2 separate regions of the Homo sapiens genome follow, and region 2 is linked to region 1. A link is an interaction called in ENCODE POLR2A ChIA-PET data of the cell type or tissue named here. Cell type or tissue: CD4-positive, alpha-beta T cell. All regions are shown on one strand. Links, peaks and the distances in the headings refer to the core of each region. The heading gives the core; the rest is flanking DNA.

Region 1 (5,358 bases), core at 295-5,294:
TGCCCAGCTCTGACCATGTCTGGATACAGTCGGGGGGGGGTGCCCAGCTCTGACCATGTCTGGATACAGTCGGGGGGGGGTGCCCAGCTCTGAACATGTCTGGATACAGTCGGGGGGGGGTGCCCAGCTCTGAACATGTCTGGATACAGTCGGGGAGGGGTGCTCAGCTCTGACCATGTCTGGATACAGTCGGGGGGGGGGGGTGCCCAGCTCTAACCATGTCTGGATGCAGTCGAGGGGGGGTGCCCAGCTCTGGCCCACGTCTGGTTACAGTCAGGAGTGCACGTGAGCACAGACACCTCGAAACACCTCGGGAAACACCTCGGGAACCCTCAGCTTAGCCTCGCCCTGCGGTTGTGAGGCCGGAGGGTGAACAGCGCCCGGTGGGGATGGAGGTCTCGGGTCCCATGTCCTTTCCCAGCCCGTAGCAGCAGCCACACACACCTCAAGTCTCCCAAAGCTCCTCAGTGAGGTGGCTGCAGGGAGAAGCCCAGAGCCTCTTCCTTGGCAGCCCAGGGCCCCAGGGGCCTCTCCTCACTGGATGCCACAGGGTCACCCTGTTTATCCAACAGGCACTGACTGTCTACTCCCCTCCCTGCTGCAGGGACACAGTGGAAGTGGGGATGTGGGGATCAAGCCTAAGTTTCTGCACCCCAGCTCCCTCAGGATTCCTCCCCGCTAAGGCCCCAGAGGCAGTGGCAGGGACAGTCCTCTTAGCCTGCCACCTATTCCCTCTCCATGGGTGAAGCACAGCCAGAGGCCCCAGGTTTGACTGTTTGGCAGTTTCCTCGGGAACCGATACAGCATGAGGCACACACCCATGGGGGATGGCCAGGGGGTCCTTGAAGAAGTCCTTTGCGGTGGAGGACACTCCAAGGAAAGTCCTTGACCCAGGGGAACCACCCACTGAGGGTCCTTAAAGCACACACTTCCCAGGAAACCAACCCCTCACAGCAAGCCCGGGAGGTCACACCGCCAGCCCAGCAGAACCCCTGGCATCTCCTGCAGTGCTTCCGTGACCGCCCCAAGCTCAGACCTCAAAGTCCTCCCTCCAAAAGCAGCCTCAGAGCCTTCTGGAAGTCAAGGGCAGACTGCCAGGATACGAGCACAGCAAGAAAGCAGGTGCCCTCCCCTGCAAACCCTCCTCTGCACCCTCTCCGCTGCCTGCCTCTCCTTGCACCCTCTCCCCTGCACCCTCTCCCTGCAAACCCTCCCCTGCACCCTCTTCCCGCACCCTCTCCCCTGCTCCCTCTCCCCTACGCACCTTCCCCTGCACCCTCTCCTCTGCCTGCCTCCCCCTGCACGCTCTCCACTCCCCACCTTCCCCTGCCCACCTTCCCCTGCACCCTCTCCCCTGAACCCTCTCCTCTGCCTGCCTCCCCCTGCACCCTCTCCCCTCCCCACCTTCCCCTGCACCCTCTCTTCTGCCTGCCTCCTCCTGCACCTTCTCTCCTCCCTACCTTTCCCTGTACTCTCGTCTGCCTACCTTCCCCTGCACCCTCTCCCCTCCCCACCTTTCCCTGCACCCTCTCCCCTGCACACCTTCCCCTGCACTCTCTCCTCTGCCTACCTTCCCCTGCACCCTCTCCCTCCCCACCTTTCCCTGCACACCTTCCCCTGCACCCTCTCCTCTGCCTACCTTCCCCTGCACCCTCTCCCCTCCCCACCTTTCCCTGCACCCTCTCCCCTGCACACCTTCCCCTGCACCCTCTCCTCTGCCTACCTTCCCCTGCACCCTCTCCCCTCCCCACCTTTCCCTGCACACCTTCCCCTGCACCCTCTCCCCTGCACCCTCTCCTCTGCCTACCTTCCCCTGCACCCTCTCCCCTCCCCACCTTTCCCTGCACCCTCTCCCCTGCACACCTTTCCTTGTACCCCCTCCCCTCCCTAACTTCCCCTGCACCCTCTCCTCTGCCCCTCCTCCCCTGCACACATCACATACACACAGCCCTCTGGCCCATGTGCACCTGCACAGAGCTTCAGTCTCAGCCCGTGTGCACACTTGCACCTCCTACACAGCACACTTCCTACCACACACACCTCCCATTACCACTGCACACAGCTTAGGCTGCAGACCCCTCACACAACTGTTGAGTATATACAACACCCATTGCAACGCTTGTCACAGAGCCTAGGACCACAGGCACCCCACAGCACACACACTGCACCTGACACCCACCCTTGGCCGCTGATGCGACACAGCCTCCTGCTGCCCCTCGCTCTGTCTCACACACACATGCACACACATGCATATGGGTCTTGGGCGCCGTGGGCCTCCTCTCAGCCAGGCCCTGACACAGGCTCACTCAGAGCAGCGGGGAAGGCAGTCACCTGGTTCCAGTTCTTTCCTCCGGGGGGCAAATGTTGGTCATTGGTGCGCCTTTGGGAGCAAACTCTCCCCTTCGCTGGGCCCCAGGGAGTGTCCACAGCACCAAGGCTGCTATGGATGCATCGCCAAGCGCGGTGGGGACCTGGCTTGTGTCTTTGTGTATTTTGATCAGAACTTTCCCTGTAGCTTCCTGGCCTTGCAGTCACATCCTCTCCTAACCCTAAACCCCACCCAGGCACCCACCCCTTCCCTAGGCGGGCGGGAGGACGGGCAGTTGGTGGTTCTCACCCCGCCTGCCCCGGCTCTTCCTGTAGCTCTGAGTCAAGCGGCTCCTTCCTCTGGAGCCCGCCCCAACCCACCCAGGCACGGCACTTTCCTCTGTGCAGCGTGTGTGTGTGTGTGTGTGTGTGTGTGTGTGTGTGTGTGTGTGCAGTGTGTCTGCGTGTGTGCAATGTGTGTGCAGTATGTGCGTGTGCGTGCGTTTGTGTGTGTGCGTGTGTGTTGTGGGGTGGGGGGTGCTCAAAGGGGCAGGTTCCAGGGGTAATGCATGGGGGGTCCTCCAGCCAGGAGACCCCCGCCAGGGCCACCCTGCACACATACAAGGAGGACCGGGGACCGCGCGGCATGCCTTCCAGACGCTACTAGAGCTCACACTCAGGAGCCAAGGGGCCGGTTTGCTCCCCCATGTGTCTTTGACCTCTGACCCCGGGGAACAGGGCCTTCAGAAACTCCCGGTCAACAATGGGGCTCCAGCAGAACTCTTCCGCCCTCTCCCCGTCCCTCTCCCAGACATAGCTCCCCCGATGGGTGAGCAGTTACAAGGGACTATGGCATCTTGTGGACCTTCCCTTCAGGCTGGGGTGGGAGGGCAGCGCCCCCTTTTCCAAATAAGGAGCAAACACAGGTGGCCGAGGCTCCTGGCTCAGAGCAGATGAGGGGCAGATGGCATCTCCTGTTGTCACCAAACTGACACTCCCCAGGTTGACCTGGGACTGGGGACCCAGTGACCGGTGGCTGGTATTGCCCACAGAATCAGACAAGGGTCTCCTTTGGACCCTGGCCCTGCCCTCAGCCACATGGGGGCAGGGCTTCATTGTGGAGGGCTGCCATCCAGCCTCCCGGCCCTGGCTGAGCACCCTCTCAGCAGCAGGCTTTCTACAGGTACTTGTCTGACTGAGTCCCAGCCCTGCTAGGACCTTCCTTTGTCCCGGTACTCAGCCTTGGGTGATGGTGGGCCTTGGGCTCAGGGTCCCAAAGACAGCACCCCTTCCCCCACAGAGCCTGGTACCAGCCCCTCCTTGAAGTGGGTCCTTGGAAGCCCCTCAAGAAGGTTCTCCCCACACTGCAGGTCAGGAAGCAGGCACAGCAGGGCCCAGGGCACCCCCGCAGGAAGCAGGAGCAGGGCCTCCAGCACAGGCCCTGGGGTCAGCCGCCAACTGTGAAGCCCCGGCTCGGCGGCTGCTCTGTGCACCCGGTCTCAGCGTCACCATCTCTCAGGGCTGGCTTGGCACCCTCTCCTTCCCTCTCTCTGCTAACGTCCTGCACCCCCGAGCCCCCAGGTCCACCGTCCAGGGTGAGCATGAACACCCACAAAGTCTCCGACCCTCGCCCGCACAGCTCTTCCGAGGCGCCCAGAATCTCAGTCCAAGCCTGGCCCTGGTCGCCTCGCACTGCCCACCGCACTCTGCTGGGCACCTTGAGGTTCTTAGAAAGCGCCAGCTCCTCCCGCCCTCAGACCCAGCCAGCGTCCTCGGTCCGCGGCCGCCCCTGCCCGGTGGGTTCGACGCTCAGCACCCAGCACCCTGCGGGCGACTCCCGCTCAGCTCGGACGCGCCGCCCCTCCGCTCCCCGTGCGCGCTGGGCCCCCAGCGCCTGTCCTGAAGCAGGAACGTGGGTAAAAGGCTGCGGCCCCGCAGGCCGAGGGGCTCTGGTTCGCTCCCCTACCCCGCGCCCACCTGCGCCCTGGGCGCCCTCCAAGTGAGGAGGGCGGAGAACGAGGACGCGCGCGGGAGGCGGGCACGGGGGTGCGGCTCGGGGCGCTCGGCCGGGGCAGAGGCGCGCGGATGGCGGAAGCTCCACCCGGCGCCGGGCGAGCTCGGGCCCCAGCCTGACTCTTGGTCCGCCCTCGGCGCCTCAGGAAGCCTCGAGCTGGGATCCAGGCTTGGGCGACCGAGGTGGGATCCCTGCGCGCCTCGGCGCTCCTAGCCCCGCTCTGTTCTGCGCGAGGGTCACCAAAAAGCCGCTGACCACGTCGGGCAGAGGAAAGGGTGGCCCCCGCCCCCTTCGCCCACTTTCCTCCCTTCCCCCAGCCCTGGAAAGGGCCAGGACGCGGGCGAGCTCGGGCTTCCGGGCGACGCGGGAACCTCCCCGGCCCCGAGCCATTTCCTGAGAGACCGCGCCCAGGGACAAGCAGCGCCCCGGGCCCCGACTCCAGGCCTGCAGCGGCTCTGGGAGGACTGCGACCTCCACTCACCTTCGCGGGTCTGATGGCGACCGCCACTCACCTGCTGCCAGGACCTGGGGCTCGCGCCGGGCGGGGGCGGGGCAGCTCACCTGAGCCAGGTGCGCAGCGGCAACAGCCCCGGCGGCGGCGTAGCCCCGGCAGCGGCAGCAGGTGCGGCCCCGCCCCGCAGTCAGGGCGGGGGCGGACCCCAGCGTCCCGCTCTGCGCCCAAGGCTGGCGCTGGAGGCTGCGCTGCTGCCCGGGAGCCGCTGCCGCACGGGCCTGGGGCCAGTGGCCAAACCAGCCCAACCAGCGCGCAGAGCCCCGGAGCCCCAGAGCCTTGGGGACTCTTCGGAGCGTCCACCGCCCTCAAGGTTTTGCGCGTCCGCCCCTATCTCTTCCCTTTCCTCCAGGAAGCCTGCCTTGACCCCCACCCCACCCTCAAGTGGCCCCGATGTCTTCTCTTGCCTCCCTCAACACCCCAGGTGCAGGGACGGGGAGAGGACCCCATAGGCGCCCCTCCCTTGGAAGCCCATGGAAAACTGGAGAAGGGACAGGCGGCCTGAGGCGGCCTCACCTGGTTCCAG
Region 2 (5,358 bases), core at 195-5,194, 150 kb before region 1:
GGAAAGAACAGTGACTTTCATGGAGGGAAAGGTCATTTTCACTTTTTATTTCATACATATTTATACTATTAGATTTTCTTAAAATTAACATATTCAGTCATTGCCTATAAAATTTAAAATAATGCCAGTGGGGGAAGCCCTCTGGCGCTTCCATTGCCTGTTTGAAAGTTACTGGGCTCACTTGTTCGGGAAACATCAGCTGCTCCCACTGGGTGCCAGGCCCTGTTCTAGGTGCTTGGGAAGTGTCAGTGAGCAAAACAGACAAATCTCCAGCCCACATGGAGGGGTGAGGAGCAAGGAGGAGGAGTGAGGAGCAAGGAGGAAGGGCAAGGAGCGAGGAGGAGTGGGGAGAAGTGAGGAGGAGGGGGGAGGAGCGAAGAGGAGGGGGAGGAGCGAGGGGGAGGAGCGAGGAGGAGGGGGAGGAGCGAGGAGGGGGGAGGAGCGAGGAGGGGGGAGGAGCGAGGAGGGGGGAGGAGCGAGGAGGGGGGAGGAGCGAGGAGGAGGGGGGGCGAGGAGGAGGGGGAGGGGCGAGGAGGGAGGGGAGGGGGAGGGAGAGGGGAGGAGCAACGAGGAGGGGGGAGGAGCAAGGAGGGGGGAGGAGCGAGGAGGGGAGGAGGGGGAGGGGCGAGGAGGAGGCGGGAGGAGCTGGACAGGACATCGTGCCAGCCCGAGGGCGGAATGAACTTCAGAGAAGTTTGAGAGCAAAAGGTGCTTTGCTGCTGTTAGACCCTGAAATTCCACGGGTCCCTGGACAGTTTTGGGAGCCGGGAGGGTGAAGAGAGTGGATCAAGCTTCGTGGGGTGGACCCGGAAGAGATGGGGCAGTGAATGGTTCTGGGGGACTGCGGGAGCCTCCGGGGAGTGATTTTTTGCCCTGAGGGGAATCACCGCAGCGGGGACAAGGCTGGGGGAAAACACTTCCTTCTGCAAGGGCACTGCTGAGCCTCACTTGCTGGAGCTTGCACTGTGCAACGGTAAATTCACGTTGTGTGCCCTCACCTGAGCTTCTGATGAGGACGCTGGAGGGCTTGGCCCTTTGAAGTCCTCACCTGTCCCTCCTTGGGCTGGGGGTGGTGACTAGGAGGGGCTGCACGGCTGCTGCCCGGGTTGGTCCCGGCCATCCCAGCTCCCTGGTAAATAGGCTTCTCAAACTAGGATACCTGGGCCTTGGGCGTTACCTGCAAACCCTGTTCCTCGCTCTAGTTCCCCACTTCCATCCCTCCTCTTGCCTCAGCCCTTCTCATCTCACACGCCACATGGGATCCACCCTTTTTACGCATGTGCAGAGCGTGGCCCCTCTCTGATTCCCTTCCCCTCAGGAGAGCCGGACGTCTCCCTCCCTCACACCCTCCCCAGCCCCACAGCAGCCCAGGGAGCCTTGCCCGCTCCTCGGCCCCCCTGGCTCTCCCAGCCACCCAGGCCTCCTGTGTCCTGAGTGGGCCAGCTCCTGCCAGACCACGGCCCTGCCCTGCACCTGACTGCGTCCCCACCGCGGACCTGCCCCCTCGTTTATTCTCCTCTCTCCGCTCTGCTCTGTCCTTGGCACTGTTTTTGTTTGTTTTTTGTTTTTGTTTTTTGAGACGCAGTCTCGCTCTGTCACACAGGCTGGAGTGCAGTGGCGTGATCTCTGCTCACTGCAATCTCTGCCTCCTGGGTTCAAACTATTTTCTTGCCTCAGCCTCACGAGTAGCTGGGATTACAGATGCCCGCCACCACGCCTGGCTAATTTTTGTATTTTTAGTAGAGACGGGGTTTCACCATGTTGGCCAGGCTGATCTCGAACTCCTGACCTCAAGTGATCCGCCCGCCTCTGCCTCCCAAAGTGCTGGGATCACAGATATGAGCCACCGCGCCCCGCCCTTGGCACTGTTTAATCCATGTGTTGTTTATTTATGTATCCTGTTTATTTTCTGTCTCCCAACAAAGACGTAGCTCCTTCTGGGTAGGGCATTTTGTTCATGCTCTCAGATGCCGCCTACCGCCCTAGAGCAGGAAATAGCGGTCAGCGCCAGCTGTGAGGAGCACAGCATTGCGGCCAACACAGGAGGCACTGACCACGGGGCAGGCGCTATTTAAAAATCGTGGCAAAGGATCAGACGTAACAGAACTCTTTTTGTTTTAATCATTTTTAAGTGTGCAGTTCAATGATGTTAGTTACATGCACAATATTGTGTAACCATCACCACTATTTCCAAAATCCTTTCTATCCGTCAGACAGAAACTCCGTCCCCATTAAACAGCAACTCTGCATTCCTCCGTCCCCCCAGCCTCTGGTCACGTGTCTCATCTACTTTCAGTCTCTACGGATTTGCCTGTTCTAATTATTTCATAGAAGTGGATTCATACAGTACGTGTCCTTCTGTGTCAGGTTCATGTCACTCAGCGTGATGTGCCCAAGGTTCACCCATGCGTCGGGCTCTCATTCCTGAATCGCATTTCTCTGTACGGATAGACTGAGTTTTGTTTGTCTGTTCACCTGTTTAGGAACACTTGGTTGCTTCCACATTTTGACTGTTATGAATAACGCTACTAGCAAAGTGAACACGAGTGTGGTTTCAGTTCCTGTTTTCAATTCTTCCGCGTCTTTTAAGAAAAAACAAACTGTTTTCAACAGTTGCATCATTTTACCGTCCCACCAGCAACATGGGAGGCTTCCCATCACTTGTTTTCTTCATGTTTGTTTTGTTTAGTTGCATAATAATTGCCATCCTAGTGGAGGTAAGAAGGTATCTCACTGTTCTTTTCATTTGCATTTTTGTAATGACTAACGAGGTTGGGCAACTTTTCACGTGCTTGTCAGTCATTCGCATCTTTTTTTTTTTTTGAGAAATGTCTATTCAAGTCCTTTGCTCATTTTGAAATTGTGCTGTTTGGGTTTTGGTTGTTGATTTGAAGGAGTCCTTTTTATATTACGTATATGAATCCTTACCAGATATATGATTCGCAAACATTTTCTCCCATTCTGTGGTGATCTCTTCAGCCCCTTGATAGTGTCCTTTGATGCACAAAAGATTTTAATTTTGATGAAGTACAATTTATCTTTTTGTTGTTGTTGTCATTGCCCATGCTTTTGGTGTTATATCTAAGAATCCAAGGTCGGCCGGGCACGGTGGCTCACGCCTGTAATCGCAGCACTTTGGGAGGCCGAGGCAGGTGGATCACTTGAGGTCAGGAGTTTGAGACCAGCCTGGCCAACATGGTGAAACCCCATCTCTACTAAAAATACAAAAATTAGCCGGGCATGGTGGCAGGCGCCTGTAATCTCAGCTACTAGGTAGGCTGAGGCAGGAGCATCGCTTGAACACAGGAGGTGGAAGTTGCAGTGAGCCGGGATCGCGCCATTGCAATGCAGCCTGGGTAATGGAGCAAACTCCGTCTCAAAAAAAAAAAAATAATAATAATAATCATCATCATCATCATCCAAGGTCATGAAGATTTCCCTACATTTTTTCCTAAGTGTTTTATGGTTTTAGTTCTTAAATGTCAGCCTTGGTCCATTTCCAGTTGATTTATGTGAAGGAGGAGGCCCCGCTCCACTCAGGCCCGACTCTTAGTGTTTTAATATCACCACTTTGAGATCACAACCACCTTAGGGAGCAGGAACCGTCCATCCACAGACACAGAAACTCACCTAGAGTGTGTCCAGGGTCACAGAGTGACCAGTGAGTGGCAGAGCCAGGAGCTGGACCAGCCACCCACTCAACAGGGTGCACAGGACCCCAGACCCCCAGGCTTTACCGCCTCTGGACACCAATGCACAAGAGAGTAAACTTGGGGAGTACCTTAGGCAGGTGGTCAGAGGCCTCGGGAGAGGAGACATTTGAGCAGAGAAGGGAGGTGGTGTGGCAGCCGTGTGGACCTGCTGTGGGTGTGTGCACCAGAGCTGTGCTGGTGAGCGAGGAGGAACTACCCAGGAGGGCACACTGGACCAGGGAGAGCCAGCCCGACGGGGGCCAGCTGCCTTTCCCAGCAGGCAGCGGTGTGACCCTCGGGGCAGGGGCTCGGTCCACTGTAGCACAGGGGATCGGGAGGCAGAGGGTCCCCGGGCCTGTAATGAGGAGGAGGCGGGACCCAGGTCCTGGTGGGCTCCCGAAGTGCAGCAGGAAGGGCCCTAGTGCTTCCATGTCACCACCCTGATGGCCTTGGCAGCTGGGAGAGCCCCCTGCCCTGCAGGGCAAGAGGGATTTTCCGCCCCAAGGGAGAGCGTCATATGCCCAGGAGGCAGTTCTGCCTCTGGCTCTTTGCTCCTCCCAGGCCTCCTGTCCTCTATGTCCTTGGAAGTAAAGGGGACAGGTCCTGGGGCTCCACAAAGATAGGCACCTCCTCTCATCCACCTAATGAGGCAAAAGAGGGGGTTCTGCCTCTGAGGCTGAGGGGCCCAGCCCCCTCTGGAAAGAGAGTCCCACTCATGCCCCTCCACCAGGCCCCACCAACAGGAGGCCCTGGCGGCAAGGCCCTGCCTCCCCAGTGAAGACCACCAGGGCCTGGGGGCCAGGGAGGGAGGCTGCCCCCGGCTGGTGAAGGGACACCCCACAGCCACCAGCGGCCACGATTAATCCACACTTGGGGACAGCTTTCGTTCTGAGCAGCTCAGCTCTGAGAGGGAATTGGATACAGGATGGATACCTTGCGGGCTCCTGTTCTCCGAGGGTGGCAAGGGTTGGTGGCATGATGACCCTGATAAGACTTTACGGCCCCTGTTCTCCAGGGTGGGGCAGATCAATTGCTGTTCTCAAGGTCCTGCCAGGGGCCCTTCCTGAAGAAACAAGCAGAGGCTTTGATTTCCTGACCTATCTCGGGAAAACACTTGAGCTAATAATTAATCAGATTATGGATACACTGGCTTTTTTTGTCTTATTTTTTAAATTGTGGTAAAATTTATATAACATAAAATATACCATTTTAACCATTGCTAAGTGTGCATGAAGTACATTCACATCGTTCACCCATCACCATCGTCCCTCTCCAGAGCTTTCTCATCTTCCCAAACTGAGACTCTCTCCCCATTAAACACCCATTTCCCATCCCCTTCCCACAGCCCTGGCCCCTGCTGTTCTACTCTCTCTGTGAGTCGGAGGCTCTAGGGGCCTCAGGTAAGTGCTAACACACAGCATTTGTCCTTCTGTGTCTGGCTTATTCAATGTCCTCAGGGCCGTCCATGTTGCAGCTGTGTCCAGGTTCCCTTCCGTGTTGAGGCCGTCTTACTTTTGAGACCAGTTTGAACCTTTCTTTCTTCGGCTGCTCTAGCAGGTTTCCTGGTACAGTGAGTGCCCAATGGAACGAGCATTTGACCAGCAGCTTCATGGGGGAGGCGCTTTCTCTCTGGGTCTCTGTGGGGAAGGGAAAGACCTTCCTTAAG

What was found. Peaks named below come from ENCODE experiments on the same cell type or tissue, not always from the same donor. Only the 100,000 strongest peaks of a DNase experiment are listed, where the experiment ranks them.
Region 2: POLR2A ChIA-PET joins it to region 1 with 14 read pairs; 7 of 35 experiments call an interaction of 5 or more read pairs at or near these places.

Annotation. Positions count from the first base shown.
Region 1 is chr11:412,492-417,849 of GRCh38, forward strand. It overlaps SIGIRR (single Ig and TIR domain containing), which reads right to left and starts at 2,508. Exons shown (of 10, transcript NM_001135054.2): 1 at 2,332-2,508. RefSeq lists an enhancer at 2,981-3,600 and silencers at 4,121-4,190, 4,251-4,370, 4,401-4,480, 4,691-4,740. In CD4-positive, alpha-beta T cell, for the core only: no CTCF peak of the experiment used is centred there; DNase peaks (open chromatin) are centred at 1,125, 2,650, 4,400, 4,920 and 4 weaker places; H3K4me3 peaks cover 4,911 bases; H3K27ac peaks cover 2,283 bases.
Region 2 is chr11:266,945-272,302 of GRCh38, forward strand. No RefSeq gene overlaps it. Among named protein-coding and RNA genes, the nearest start is that of NLRP6, 8.8 kb to the right of the region's middle. RefSeq lists an enhancer at 2,536-2,605. In CD4-positive, alpha-beta T cell, for the core only: no CTCF peak of the experiment used is centred there; DNase peaks (open chromatin) are centred at 347, 787, 1,997 and 2,677; H3K4me3 peaks cover 2,575 bases; H3K27ac peaks cover 2,848 bases.